Linked DNA regions of Homo sapiens: region 1 is linked to region 2. The links are chromatin contacts, found by Hi-C in ENCODE. All regions are on one chromosome and are shown on one strand. The core of a region is the stretch at or near the end of the contact, and the rest is flanking DNA. Distances in the headings are between cores, read along the strand shown. Region 1 holds the start of BRF1 (BRF1 general transcription factor IIIB subunit). Region 2 holds the start of TRAF3 (TNF receptor associated factor 3).

What was found. Hi-C counts contacts between places; a loop is a spot of excess contacts on that map. Pooled maps may share reads with other maps.
Region 1: a loop to region 2 is called in a map of naive thymus-derived CD4-positive, alpha-beta T cell, with 20 times the contacts of the local background. The contact joins the promoter of BRF1 here to the promoter of TRAF3 in region 2. A Hi-C loop is called at or near these places in 2 of 168 maps with a recorded cell type or tissue (CD8-positive, alpha-beta T cell and naive thymus-derived CD4-positive, alpha-beta T cell) and 6 of 50 pooled maps.

What each region holds. Positions count from the first base shown.
Region 1 is chr14:105,297,237-105,304,357 of GRCh38, forward strand. It overlaps BRF1 (BRF1 general transcription factor IIIB subunit), which reads right to left and starts at 3,765. Exons shown (of 18, transcript NM_001519.4): 1 at 3,210-3,765. The coding sequence starts at 3,393. It also overlaps the pseudogene LOC124903409 and a transcript of PACS2 not described here. RefSeq lists an enhancer at 2,507-2,586 and silencers at 3,437-3,846, 4,077-4,446.
Region 2 is chr14:102,774,783-102,782,097 of GRCh38, forward strand. It overlaps TRAF3 (TNF receptor associated factor 3), which reads left to right and starts at 2,667. Exons shown (of 12, transcript NM_145725.3): 1 at 2,667-2,893. RefSeq lists an enhancer at 1,240-1,479 and silencers at 2,190-2,249, 2,340-2,949, 3,160-3,209, 3,450-3,509.

The DNA.
Region 1 (7,121 bases), core at 2,515-5,014, 2.5 Mb after region 2:
AACATACACTGTGTTCCATGGACTACAAGATTCAACATAGAAAAAATGTCAGCTGGGCACAGTGGCTCCCACCTGTAATCCCAGCACTTTGGGAGGCCGAAGAGGGCGGATCACGAGGTCAGGAGTTCGAGACCAGCCTGGCCAATGTGGTGAAACCCCGTCTCTACTAAAAAATATACAAAAATTAGCTGGGTGTGGTGGCGTGTGCCTGCAGTCCCAGCTACTCAGAAGGCTGAGGCAGCAGAATCACTTGAACTCGGGAGGCGGAGGGTGCAGTGAGCTCAGATCGCGCCACTGCACTTCAGCGTGGGTGACAGGGTGAGACTCTGTCTCAAAAAAAGAGAAAGAAAGAAAAAATGTCAGCTCTCCCTAAATATATCAAGAGGTTTAATGCAATTCCAATGAAAACCCCACCAGGACTTTTGTACAGGTTGAACATCCCAAATCCAAAAATCTGAGATTATAAATGCTCCAAAACGGCCCGGTGCAGTGGCTCACGCTGGTAAACCCAGCACTTTGGGAGGCTGAGGCAGGTGGATCACGAGGTCAGGAGATCGAAACCATCCCGGCTAACACGGTGAAACCCCGTCTCTACTAAAAATACAAAAAATTAGCCGGGCGTGGTGGCGGTCGCCTGTAGTCCCAGCTACTTGGGAGGCTGAGGCAGGAGAATGGCGTGAAGCCAGGAGGCGGAGCTTGCAGTGAGCCGAGATAGTGCCACTGCACTCCAGCATGGGCAGCAAAGCGAGACTCCGTCTCAAGAAAAAAATAAAATAAAAAATAAATGCTCCAAAACATGAAACTTTTTGAGTATCAACACGATGCTCAAAGGAAATGCTCACTGGAGCATCTCAGATTTCAGATTTTTCGATTAGGGATGCTTAACCAGTAATTATAATGCAGATATTCCAAAATCAGAAAACTCTGGTATCCAAAACACTTCTGGTCCCAAGCATTTCAGGTAAGAATATGTGACCTGCAGAGATGCACAAACTTACTCTAAAATTAAAAAGAGAAAGGGAAATTAATAGCCACAACAACTTTGAAAAGGAAGAACAAAGGTTGAGGGACTCACAATATCTGATTTCAGGACAATATAACAGGTATAGTAAAAAAGCGTGTGATGCTGACAAAGGAAAACGGCACCTGATCAACAGGGCAGGACACAAGGCCCAGAGACAGACCTGCACGGACGGGGCCCAGTGAGCACAGCCGAGGGAGCAAAGGCCTTCAGTCTTTCAACAAACGGTGTTGAAACAAGGGGACCTCCAGATAAACAATGAGCCTCAGCCTACAAAGCACACCTTATACAAAACATAGATGGACCACAGATTTAGGCCAGGTGCGGTGGCTCGCGCCTGTAATCCCAGCACTTTGGGAGGCTGAGGCAGGCGGATCACTTGAGGTCAGGTGTTCAAGACCAGCCTGACGAACAGGGTGAAACCCTGTCTCTACTAAAAATACAAAAATTAGCCAAGTGAGGTGGCGCACGCCTGTAATCCCAGGTACTTGGGAGGCTGAGGCACGAGAATCACTTGAACCTGGGAGGCAGAGGTTGCAGTGAAACGAGATTGTGCCACTGCACTCCAGCCTGGGCCACAGAGCAAGATTCTGTCTCAAAAAAAAAAAAAAAGTTAAAACTTCTGCTTTGAGGCCGTGCGCAGTGGCTCACGCCTGTAATCCCAGCACTTTGGGAGGCCGAGGTAGGCGGATCACGAGGTCAGGAGATCGAGACCATCCTGGCTATCACAGTGAAACCCCGTCTCCACTAAAAAATACAAAAAAAATTAGCCGGGCATGGTAGTGGGCTCCTGTAGTCCCAGCTACTCGGGAGGCTGAGGCAGGAGAATGGCGTGAGCCTGGGAGGCAGAGCTTGCAGTGAGCCGAGATCGAGCCACTGCACTCCAGCCTGGGCAACAGAGCAAGACTCCATCTCAAAAGAAAAAAAACTTCTGCTTTGAAAATCACATATACAACAAAGGGCTTGTAACTACAATCCACAAAGAACTCCCAAAACTCAACAATAAGAAAACAACCCAAATAAAAAATGAGAGTCAGGGTGTGGTGGCTCACGCTGTAATCCCAGCAATTCGGGAGGCCAAGGCTGGAGTATCACTTGAGCCCAGGAGTTTGAGACCAGCCTGGGCAACATAGAGACCTTGTCTCTACTAAAAATAAAATAAAATAAATGATCACAGCATGGTGGCATGCACCTGTAGTCTCAGCTACTCAGGAGGTTGAGGCAGGAGAATTGCCTGAGCCTAGGAGTTCAAGGCTGCAGAGAGCCATGACTGGGCCATTGCACACCAGCCTGGGCCACAGAGTGAGATCCTGTCTCGAGATAAATAAAAAAATAAGACTTGAGCACACATTTCAACAAAGAGGATTCGGGCATGGCAAATAAGCACCCTAATAAGGTTGAACATCACTAGCCAGTAGAGAAATACAGAATACCACTATGATGAGATGCCACACACCTGTTAGAACAACCGAAATAAAAACATCGACAACACCAAGTGCTGGTGAAGATGTGGGGCAACTGGTGAGAATGCATAATGGCACAGCCACATCACAAAACAGTTCATGACAGTTTCCCATAGAGTTACACATACAGCTAAGTTCCCCAGAGAAATGAAAACGTATGTTCACACAGAGAGCTGCAAATGAATCCTTTTAGCAGCTCTATTCACAACCACCTGAAACTGGCCACAGTCCAGCTCCTTCCACAGGCTGGGGTCCATCCCCAGCCCGCAATACTGCCCATCACTGAAACGTCCCCTCCGAGGCCTGCAGCAGCCTGAGTGGCCCTAGGGCATCCGCCCGGTAACCACCAAGGCCAAGGGCAGCAGCAATCGGATTCTAAGTACCAGACATTGCTGAAAACAAAACTGCAGGCACAGAGAGTGACAGTGAGGGGCAGCTTGAGGGGCCTTCTGGGCTCCCCAGGCTCTCTTCAACCCTCCCTGTGCTGGCTGCCCTGGCCCACGCGTGTGTCGAGGAAGTCCACGCACGCCACGGGGGTCCACAGGCGCGCGAAGAAGGTCTACATTCTCGCCAAGGGGATCCACACTCGCGCCCAGACGGCGCAGAACCGCGCGCCCCGACAGAGCGTGCGGTACCGAGGCGCTGGTCCCGGCCGCGCCGTCACCGCCTCCAGCCCGCCTAAGCCGCACCGAGAAATCCGCGCAGCGCCAGCCCGCGGGACTCACCGTCCAGGGACACGAACTGGCCCACGGCCGAGGAGCCGCCGCCGCTGCTCTCCACGAACTGCACCTCGGACACGATGATGTTGTCCTCCAGCACTGAGCCGCAGGCGGTGCACACCGCGTCCCCGCGCGCCGCGTCCAGCTCGATGTCCGTGCCGCCGCAACCGCGGCACACGCGGCCCGTCATGCCGGCGACCGCGCGGGCAGCGCCCGGAGCCTCCCAAGACTCTCAAGCCACCCGAGCCTCCGGAGCAGCCCGCGCCGCCCGCCCAGGCCCAGCCGCCCAGGCCTCGCCGCTCTCGCGAGGCCCCGCTCCAGCCGATTCGCAGCCGCAGATTCGCCGCGCGCGCCCGGGCCGCGCCGCCCGCAACGGCCGCGCCCGCGGGATGGGACAGGCACCGGGACCACGGCGGGGACGCGAGGACTGGAGCCGCGACCTCCCCACTGCGAGCGAGCTGGCCTCCCTTGCGGCGCGCCGGCGTCGGAGGGGCGACCTGCGGGGGCTGGGCTTCGGCGGAACCCGAGCGGGGCCTACCGGTGAGCGCAGCCGAGGACTGGCGCTTGGGGGCGGGGCCACGGCGGTGAGCGCAGCCCGGGACTGGAGTTTGGGGCGGGGCCTCGTCGGTGGGCGACACCGGGGACTAGAGCTAAGGGTGGGGCCTCGCGGTGAGTGCAGCCGGGGACGGGACCCAAGGCTGGCGACGGGACCCAAGGCTGGCGACGCGACCTAAGGCAGTGGGCGGGCCCTTGGCGATGAACGCAGTCGGGGACTAAAGCTGGACGCGGGGCAGAGGAGGGTCCTCCTCGGATAGTGAGCGCGGTCTCCAGCGGCGAGCGAGGCCTGGGGTGAGGACTCAGCCGGATGCGGGGCTGAGGGTGGGGGGCGGGGCCTCCCGTGGAGAGACGGCCTGCGAAGGGAACTGGAGCTGTGGGCGGGGGAAGGGGGCGGAGCCTGGGTCTGGACCCGAACTGTGGGCGGGGCTTGAGGCGAGGGGGCCGAGCGTGGTGGGCGGGGCCTTGGCTCCTGAGGGCGACCTGGGACCCAACCCCGGGCTCTGGGAGTGGTGGGCGGGGCCAGGGCAGCTGCGCTGGGGGGCCTGGCCGCAGAGGTGGAGACACCCGCCAGGGGCCACCCTGCCCCGCCCTCCGCATTTGCGGCGTCCGCCGCTCCGCTCGCCCAGGTTCCAGAGCCTCCCCGTGCGCCCCGCTATTCTCCGTTTTCTGTTCCCCTAAAATTCCCACTTTCTAGCAGTCATTCGTGGCCACCTGTGGTTACCCGTGAGTCACCTCGCTGTGCCCCCTGCCCAGAGCGGGAACCCTGGCTGCGCACGCCCTCAAATATCTGCAGGTGCTGTTCACAATCGCCATAGGGCCGGTGACATACCCAGGAATGAGCCTAAAAAGAAATGCGTAACCAGGCGTAGTGGCTCACGCTTGTAATCCCAGCACTTTGGGAGGCCAAGGCAGGCGGATCACGTAAGGTGAGGAGTTCGAGACCAGCCTGGCCAACATGGCGAAACCCCGTCTCCACTAAAAATACAAAAAAATTAGCCAGGCTTGGTGGTGGGCGCCTGTAATCCCAGCTACTCGCGAGTCTGAGACAGGAGAACCACTTGAACCTGAGAGGTGGAGGTTGCAGTGAGCTGAGATCCCGCCATTGCACTCCAGCCTGGGTGACGGGTGACAAGAGTGAAACTCTGTCTCAAAAAAAAAAAAGAGAAAAAAGGAAATGCGGAAGACCCCACCCTCTTTTTTTTCTTTCTTTTTTTTTTTTTTTTGAGACGGAGTCTCTGCTCTGTTGCCCAGGCTGGAGTGCAGTGGTGAGATATCGGCTCACTGCAACCTCTGCCTCCTGGGTTTAAGCGATTCTCCTCTCTCAGCCTCCCGAGTAGCTGGGATTACAGGTATGCACCACCACACCTGGCTAATTTTGTATTTTTAGTAGAGACGGGGTTTCTCCATGTTGGTCAGGCCAGTCTTGAACTCCCGACCTCAGGTGATCCGCCCACTTCAGCCTCCCAAAGTGCTGGGATTACAGGCATGAGCCACCGTGCATGGCCCTATTTCATTAATTTCTGCTCTCATTTTTGTTAGATCCTTCTTTCCACTTAATTTGGTTCAATGTGTTCCCTTTTTCTAGTTTCTTCATTTTTTAAAAATTGAGATAGTGTCTCATTCTGTCACCCAAGGTGGAGTGCAGTAGCATAATCAAGCCTCACTGCAGACTCTACCTCCTGGGCTCAGGTGATCCTCCCACCTCAGCCTCCCGAGTAGCTGGAACTACAGGCATGTGCCACCACACCCAGATAATATTTTTTGTAGAGATGGGTTTTTGCCTCATTTGCCCAGGCTGGTCTGGAACTCCTGGGCTCAAGTGAGCCACCCGCCTTGTCTTCCCAAAGTGCTGGGATTACAGGCATGAGCCACTGCTCCCCGCCCTGTCCTCCCAAAGTGCTGGGATTACAGGCATGAGCCACTGCTCCCCGCCCTTTCTCTAGTTCTTTTTTTTTTTTGAGATAGAGAACACCCAGGCTGGAGTTCAGTGGTGCCATCTCAGCTCACTGCAACTTCCACCTCCCAGGTTCAAGTGATTCTGTCACTTCAGCCTCCCAAGTAGCTGGAATTACAGGCATGTGCCACCACGCCCAGCTAATTTTTGTATTTTTAGTAGAGATGGGGTTTCACCATGTTGGCTAGGCTGGTCCCAAACTCCTGACCTCAAGTGATCCACCTGTCTTGGTCTCCCAAAGTGTTGAGATTCTACACGTGAGCCAATGCACCCGGCCCCTTTTTCTAGTTTTTGTTTTGTTTTGTTTTTTGAGGTGGAGTCTCGCTCTGTCACCCAGGCTGGAATGCAGTGGTGCGATCTTGGCTCACTGTAACCTCCACCTCCCGGGTTCATGCCATTCTCCTGCCTCAGCCTCCCAAGTAGCTGGGACTACAGGTGCCCACCACCATGCCTGGCTAATTTTTTGTATTTTTAGTAGAGACAGGGTTTCACTGTGTTAGCCAGGATGGTCTTGATCTCCTGACCTCGTGATCCACCTGTCTCGCCCTCCCAAAGTGCTGGGACTATGGGCGTGAGCCATCGCGCCTGGCCTTTTCCTAGTTTTTTAAGGTGAAAGATGAAATCATTGATTTAAGATCTCTTTTCCTTTATAAATAGGCATTTTATTGCTATAATTCTCCCTGTAATTACCACTTTAGCTGAATCCTGCACATTTCAATGTGCTGTGTTTTCATTTTCATTCAGCTCAAGATTGTCTCCACTCTTAATTTCCTCCCGGATCCAAGGGTTATTAGGAAGTGTATTGTTTTGTTTCTAAATGTTGGGGATTTTTCAAATATGTATTATTGATCTCTATGCAAAATGCTCTCTGTCCATGATGACATTTCATCCTTATGGCAACACTAGCTTGCAGACACTGTTGTCTCCATTTTATGGAGGGAGCCCTTGAGGATGTGAGGGGTGACAGCCCCAAATCTCATAGCCAGTAGGTAACAAAGCCAGAATCCAATCTGAGGCCATGTGGCCACTGGATCCTTGCTCTCACCTGACAGACTAGAGGGGTTATTTCGTGTGCTCCCTCACCAAAGCCTGTGAGGTGCCTGCAGGTGCAAGGGGCAGCATGCCTCCCAGGCCACAGCGGTGCAGGACAGTCAGGCAGTACAGGACAGTCAGGCTGTACAGGACAGGATTGGCCAGAGGAGCAGAGGGTGGGGAAGACCACACCCACAACGGTAAGAGGTTTAAAGGGTGTGGTTTCAGCCAGGCTCGGTGGCTCAGGACTGTAATCCCAGCACTTTGGGAGGCTGAGGAGGGCAGATCACGAGGTCAAGAGATCAAGACCGTCCTGGCCAACATGGTGAAACCCATCTTTCCAAAAAATACAAAAATTAGCAGGTGTGATGGTG
Region 2 (7,315 bases), core at 1,417-3,916:
TCCAAAGATGGTGTCGGTTTGTTGTTGGACGTTGCCATAGGGAACAGAGATCTGCCTTTGAAGTACAGCGAGGAGAGAGCTCTCCTTCCTGCCCATCACTGCTGCCCTGTGGCTCTAACTGCAGGGGCGAGAACACCCGCCACCAACCCCCAAAGCAGTTGCCCTGCTTGGGGCAAACTTCTTTGTCCTGTCCCCCTTCAATTCCCCACAGCAGAGGATCTTCAGAACTGCTCAATTGGAGAAGAAAAAGGAGGAGGAGGGGAGGGAGAGAAAGGGAGGGAATAGGTCTCACCAGCAGAGGGCTCAGCCTGGTTGTGCCTGACTTCATTCTCAATGTTGCTTTCTAATGCTAGGCTGGAGCATGAAAAGAGCCGCAGAAAACCCTCTCATGGGTCTTTGGACCTTCTGCCTTGCTTCTTCTTTTCTTTTCTTTAATTATTTATTTATTTTTATTTTTTTGAGACAGGGTCTCGCTCTGTTGCCCAGACTGGAGTCCAGTGGTGCCATCATGGCTCACAGCAGCTTCAACCTCATGGACTCAAGCGATCCTCCCGCCTCAGCCTCCCAAAGTGCTGGGACCACAGGCATAAGCCACCATCCTACTTTTTTTTTTTTTTTCCAGACAGAGTCTCACTCTGTCGCCCAGATAGGAGTACAATGGCACAATCTCAGCTCACTGTAACCTCCGCCTCCTGGGTTCAAGTGATTCTCTTGCCTCAACCTCCTGGGTAGCTGGGATTACAGGCACACTCCACCACGCCCGGCTGATTTTTGTGTTTTTAGTAGAGACGTGGTTTCACCATGTTGGCCAGGCTGGTCTCGAACTCCTGACCTCAGGTGACTTGCCTGCCCGCGGCCTCCCAAAGTGCTGCAATTACAGGTGTGAGCCACCATGCCCGGTCCATGTCCTGCTTCTTTTAAAACAACCAAAAATAGTCCAGCCTAGGAAAGGGAGTCTTTCCTGATTTTGGCAAAGTTAAACCAGGCCATAGGTAACACACAGCATAAGGCAGGCGTTGGGAGTGGGCCCCAGTCGACAGGGTGCCAGGACTGTGGGCTAAGCAGGGCTGGGGACATGGGAGGCCTCAGTGCCTGGGCTATGGGAAGTGGTTGGGACCCTGAGCCTGAGGTCAGTAACATCCCAACTCCTGACAGGCAAGAAAGGGCACCTGAGGCTCCCAAGGGGAGTCCACCATGGGGGTGGGGGAGACCGCTGGAGTCCATAGGTCCCTGTGAGGGACGGCGAAGGCGGGCCTGTCACCTCTAAAAGAGCTGTGCCTGTGGCGCAGACGGGGGTGCCACTGTGGCCTGGTGAGTGTGGCTGTAGAACAAGCATCTGTTGGGCTAATGGAGCCAGAGACATGGTCCAATGTCTCTGATGTCCAGATAGACTTCCAGCAGCCAGGTCGGACTATCTGGGGTTCTGGAACGTTCCATGGGTGAAGCTGTAGGAGGAGATGCTGGACTTCCTGCCTCCACTCACATGAGTCACTGGAGCAATACAAGAAGGCAGACTGGCCTTGGCTACTCACACTGGTCTCAGCTCTGGGGTAGGGCTCTTTATAAGCCTTCTTGAGAAGTGAAAAATGCAAAGTCCTTTCTGTCCCCTCACCACTGACTTGCAAACTCCAGCGAAGGCCTCACCCCTCAGCTGGCCCAGAGCCTCCCAGAAGCCCTCCCTTCGCTTCCCACCTCGCCAGGCCCAGCCAGGCTGGGTGCTGCCTTGGTGGGCCTAGGTGAATCACTGACACACCACTGATGCCTTTGGGGCAGAAGGCAGAGGCCTCGGGAGAAATGCGCAGGCCCCAGCGGCCTGGTGGAGGGTGCAGGGGGCGCAGGGGCAGCCAGGACCGCCGAGGACGCTGGGGGCACGTGGCAAACTGGCTACCCTGTCCACCCGTGAGCAAGACACCACTCCGGGGGCGTGGGAGGGTCCAAGGGAGGGAGAAAGGAAAGTGCCACCAAACTAATGTGGAGCCCTGCCCTCTGCATGCGAAAAGGGGCTCCACGGCCTGAGTCACCCTCAGCCCCACCTGCGTGTGCGCGAGGGTGCGTGGCCTGGTACGCGTGCGCACGGTGTTGGTGAGCGTGTGTGTGCGTGTCCGCTTGAGGGGAATGTGACCGTCGTGTATGCGTCCGCGACAGTGCGGGGGGCCGCATATCGGACCCGTGCGTGTGCGTAGGGGTCGCGTGTGGCCATGGGCACACGGGCGTGCACGCACGGGGGCTGCGTATGCTATGCTGGCGTGGGGGGTGCGGGCGAGGTGGCCGCGGGGAGGAGCGGCGCCAGCACCTCTCGGCCCCCACGCGGCCTGCGTGGCTTTTTGACCCGGAAAGGCGGGGACGCGGGGACGCGCGGCGGCGGGGGCGCGGCGGGGGCGGCGCAGAGCGAGGAGGCCCGCGGGGCGCGCGGCGGGGACGGGAGGGAGGCGGGGGGCGCCCGGGGCCGTCCCCGCCCCGCGCCGCGGCGCCGCCGTTGCTAAGGCCGGGCGGGCGGCCGCCGGGCGCTAGGGCCCTTAGCAACGGGTCGCGGGCGCGCGCGGGGGGCCGGCGGGCGCGTGGGGCCGGCGGCGCTCGCGGGCTCCTGCCGCTCCCACGCGCGCGGGCGGCGGGGGCGGGGCGGCGGGCGCGCCGGGGATTTCCAGCGCGCGAGAGGAAGTGCCTGCGCGGGGCTGCGTGAGGGAGCGAGGGAGCGAGGGAGCGCGGCGCGGCCGCCGCGTGCGCGAGCCGGGGTTGCAGCCCAGCCGGGACTTTCCAGCCGGCGGCAGCCGCGGCGGCCGCCGGCTCTTCCCCGCCCCCCGCCATGGGGCAGCCCGGGGAGCAGAACGCTGCGGACCGCGGCGGAGGACGCGCCCGGCGCCCCTGAGCCGGCCGAGCGGCGACGGACCGCGAGGTAAGGGGCCGCGGCGGGCGGGCGGGCCTCCGGCGCGCGGCCGGGCGCCTCCATCCCCGTCGCCTCCATCCCGCGCCCTGGGCGGCGGGGCCCGGGGGCCTCGGGGCTGCCCGGCGCGGGCCCGGCGCGGCGCAGGCCCGGCCCGTCCCAGCGGCGACGGCGGGGCGCGGCTTCAGCCTGGCCCCGCGCCCCAGCCGGGCTGCCTCCCGCCTCCGGACGCCTCAACTTCGGCAAACTTTGTCCCGGAGGCCGGGCTCGGGGCCCGAGGGGGCCGGGGCGCCCGCACCTTTTCAGGAAACGGGGCGCGCAGGCCTCGCTACGGCCGTGACCCCCGCTGGCGTTGAGGACCCGGCACCCCGCGGGGCCGCGGGTTTCACGCGGGGGGACGGGCGGCTCAGGGGCTGCGTGGCCGAGCGCGCTGCCCGGGCCGGCCGGGGGGGCCCGGGCGTTATTGGAAAGTTGGTCCTGAGTCATTCCGCCTCAGAGGCGCCTCCGACCGCTTGGCGGGCGGCGCGGGGGTCCGGGTATGGGCAGAGGGCGCGAATCCCCCTCGCGCGGCCGCCGAGGGCCGGCGACTCCCGGGGCACCGGGCGGCTCCTGGCCGCGGGCTCTGCGTCTTCCCCGCGGGCGCCAGGCGGCTCTCGGCGGGCTGGCCGGTTCCACGCCGCCAGCCAGCCCCGTGTGGGGACTTCGGTCTAGTATTTGGACCCGAGGAGATAATTCTGTGTGGAAAATTCTCTCCCTTCGGTTGGAAACAGTAACAAACTGGAAACGGATGAGGTGTTATGGACGTGCTTGGAAATGCAAGAAACCTTCAGATTACGAGCTGTTGACGGGACCAGTTGTATTTCACGTTTTTCGAATTAAGCTCAGAATCAGTTTTCAGAATGACATGTGATGCGTGGTGCGTGGTGTGTGTGCCTGTGTGTGTGTATGGATATAATTCATTCATTTTTGTGGCGTCAGAAAGGTTATGTCGAGCGTTGTAGCGGCTTCTTAATTTACATTCACGGCATACAACTGAAGAGGAGCCATTATTTATTTTTTTTCCTAGCATTTGCTGCGACTACACACTGCCGGAGCGTTTGGAAATGTTGTTTGCTGTTACCCTGTATTTGTCTATAAAATTCTTACTGTAGGGAATGGCCAAGTGGACCATCAGTTCGTCCTGAGATCTTCTCATGTCTCTCACGTCTTTGAAAATGGCCTGTGAACAGACTGCATCATATGTAGGATGTCTGGCAAAATAGTGTACAGCGTTCTTTTCTCAAATGAGAGGAAATGTGTACCTTTTCGCCGCGTTGTGACAATGTAAATGTTAAGAATTAGTCTAAAGATGAAAATTCTTTGGCCAAAACAAGATAAGCCTTATCGATATGAAAACTGGAAAACATCACATGGGACTGGAAATCCTGTGAGTGGGTGCTCATGACGGAAACCCTGACAGACCTTGGATTCCAGCATCGCTGGTGAAAATCAGACCTTATCATGGATAAGGGTTAAGATGTAAGGTGTCTCACCCAGACGCCATCTGTTCCAGCTGTCAATGCAGAAGCCAGGAAAGGAGAGAGAGCTGGCCAGGGAGAATTCCAGCTTTTTTTTTTTTTTTTTTTTTTTTTTTTTGAGACATTCATGTGAATTTCTCTGCGAGGGGAAAGAAGACCAATTATTTTCCTTGGATGCTGTCCCTTCTTTTGGAATTAATAAGATGGCTTCACTCAGTGAGAGGCTGTAAAGACATTTCACTGGAAACAGGCAGTAACAGTGGCCAGTTGTTTCTGTTAATACCATCAAAATATCCCTACTCTTGTTTGTGCCTTGAAGAAAGTCCTTCATTTAACTGAGACATCTGAGCCTGCGTTGCGGATTCTGATTCTCTAAATACTCCTGCAAGAATCCCTTTAATTTTTCACTGTGCAACTCAAGAAGGACCTTTCTAGGGTATTGTCAGGATACGTATGCTAATGATATTGTCAGGTTAGGTGAGAATGATTGATCACTCCCTTAAAATCCTTTTTTATGATGTTAAAGCTGTACTTTAAGAAAGATAAAACTGCCACTGTGGCGTTGCAAGTCTGAGCTAGCTCAAGCAAACAAAGGAAATTGCGTTAAATTTGCCCAACTCTATTTTCTCATCTTCATATAGCAAGACTCTCCAAACAGCAAGTGATCTAACCTATCAAGTATTATGCAATAGCTGAATTTCCTTGCAATGGTCAGTTTAAAGAACTGTTAACTTAGCAGAGGCGACGTCTCGTGGCCAAGGCCCTTAGGGTCCACTCCATGGAATCAGGACCCCTTGCTGCTGCTTTGCGAGTGTTCATGGAGGAAGAAAAATCACTTGGTGTTCTTTTTTTGCATGGAAGAGTCATAATAACTGACTTCAGATACAGAGAAAGTGGGAAGAGTGAGAAAGAAGGAGGTGAGGCCAGAGGATTTGGAAGGCTACCAGAGAGAAGCAGCCGAGGCCTGATTGTGGAAATGATGCTTAGACTTGCTTTCAGCAGGAGTGATGAAGCCAGAATGAGGGAGGCCCAGACGCCCGGGAGAGGTACAGGGGATAGGTGCCATGTGGTTTGCACCACCGCAGCAGGCTTTGGGTCCCAAAGACGCGAATGGAAATAGAAGAAAATGCAGTTTTAAATAGAAAAGAAAAAAAAAACCGAGAAAATGTTATGTGTGCTTGTGTAAAATTTATTATTCATAATTAAAATACAAAATGGCTTTCTCATTTGAGAAAGCCTTTATTGACTAAGTTCTGCACAACACTATTCCAGGAAAGGGGGTGGGGAGACAGACCACCCTAGGGAGAAGGCAGAGTTTTTTACTATTAAGCATAATACCTTTTTTTTTTTTCTTTCGGTGAAGCTTATTGTCGGCCTGTACAGATGACTTGGAGTAGGCTGGCAGGTAGTGGGATGTCATAAATGTTGATGCCTGTTGGTTTCTATCAACTTTAGGAATCAGGTTGGAATCGATGCTGCATTCTGTATTCCTCGAGATAAGTGGATTGTTAATTGGGACTTGGGAGTCTTTTTCTCATTTAATTAATATTCAGTTAATGTGCCCTGAGTTCTCATAATGTTCTGGTTACCGTGCTGGGAAGAGTGAGACACAGCACCCATCTGCTAGGGTGTGATTTGCAGGGATATAGGCCATCTTGGCCCCTGTGCACAGTGAAGGGACATGCCAGAAACCAGCAGATACTTGACTGAGACAGACCAGGACAGGAGCTTGTGGCAGGAAGGATAAGGAAAAATGCAAATCTACCATCCTGCCCTCAGGGTGCTAACCCTTCGGGGGAGAATACTTTCTCCCACCAGGAAGAAACCAGAAAGTAAAAATGTAGGATGAAATGAATTAGTGGATTGTGTAGAATTCTGGAAGCGTGGTGGGAATCCACCATAAGGGAAAGAGAAAGTCTTCTGGGAAGCGGCGTTGAGTTGAGGCCCAGTGTCAGGAAAGCTCTGGTATAGTGGGGCCATCTGGTCCCTCTTACAGGGCCCCCTCCCACTTTGTTTTGGTAAGATGGGATCTGACGGCTTGCCATCCTGTCACTCCTTGCCAGTAGATGCAGTGCTGGCCATGCTGCTGGTCATTGGGTTTCCAGTTGGGAAGTTGCATGTGCTGGCCTTTGGCTCTTGCCAGGCAGGGCCTTTTGTGACTGGGAGCTCATGTGGGTCATGCATACTGTACTGTGAAGGGCATGGTCTGTGGAGGGGAACAGAGCAGCAGGCCCTAACCTGGGTGGCACCACTTTGCTGTCCCTACCATTTTTCATTGCAGGTTGAAAGTCTCCAAAGTGGCAGGGGAAGGGGTGTAAATGTTAAACAGCCCCTTCCTAGCCTGGCATGCGCACCTGTGGTCCCAGTTACTCCAGAGGATGAAGTGGGAGGATCATTCTAGTCTGGGTAACACAGTGAGATCCCTGGCTCTAAAATAAATTTATTTATTTATTTTATTTTATTTGAAACAGGGGCTCACTCTGTTGCCCACGCTGGAGTGCAGTGGCCCGATCTCGGCTTGCTGCAACCTCCGCCTCCTGGGTTCAAATGAGTCTCCTACCTCAGCCTCCCGAGTAGCTGGGATTACAGGCGCCTGCCACCACGCTTGGCTATTTTTTTTTTTTTTTTTTGAGACAGAGTCTCACTCTGTCACCCAGACTGAAGTGCAGTGGCGCGATCTCAGCTCACTGCAACCTCCACCTCCTGGATTCAGGTGATTCTCCTGCCTCAGCCTCCTGAGTAGCTGGGGACCACAGGTGTGTGCCAACATACCTGGCTAATTTTTGTATTTTTAGTAGAGATGGGGTTTCACCATCTTGGCCAGGCTGGTCTCAAACTCCAGACGTCAAGTGATCCACCTGCCTCGGCCTCCCAAAGTGCTGGGATTACAGGTGTGAGCCACTGTGCCCAGCCTTCC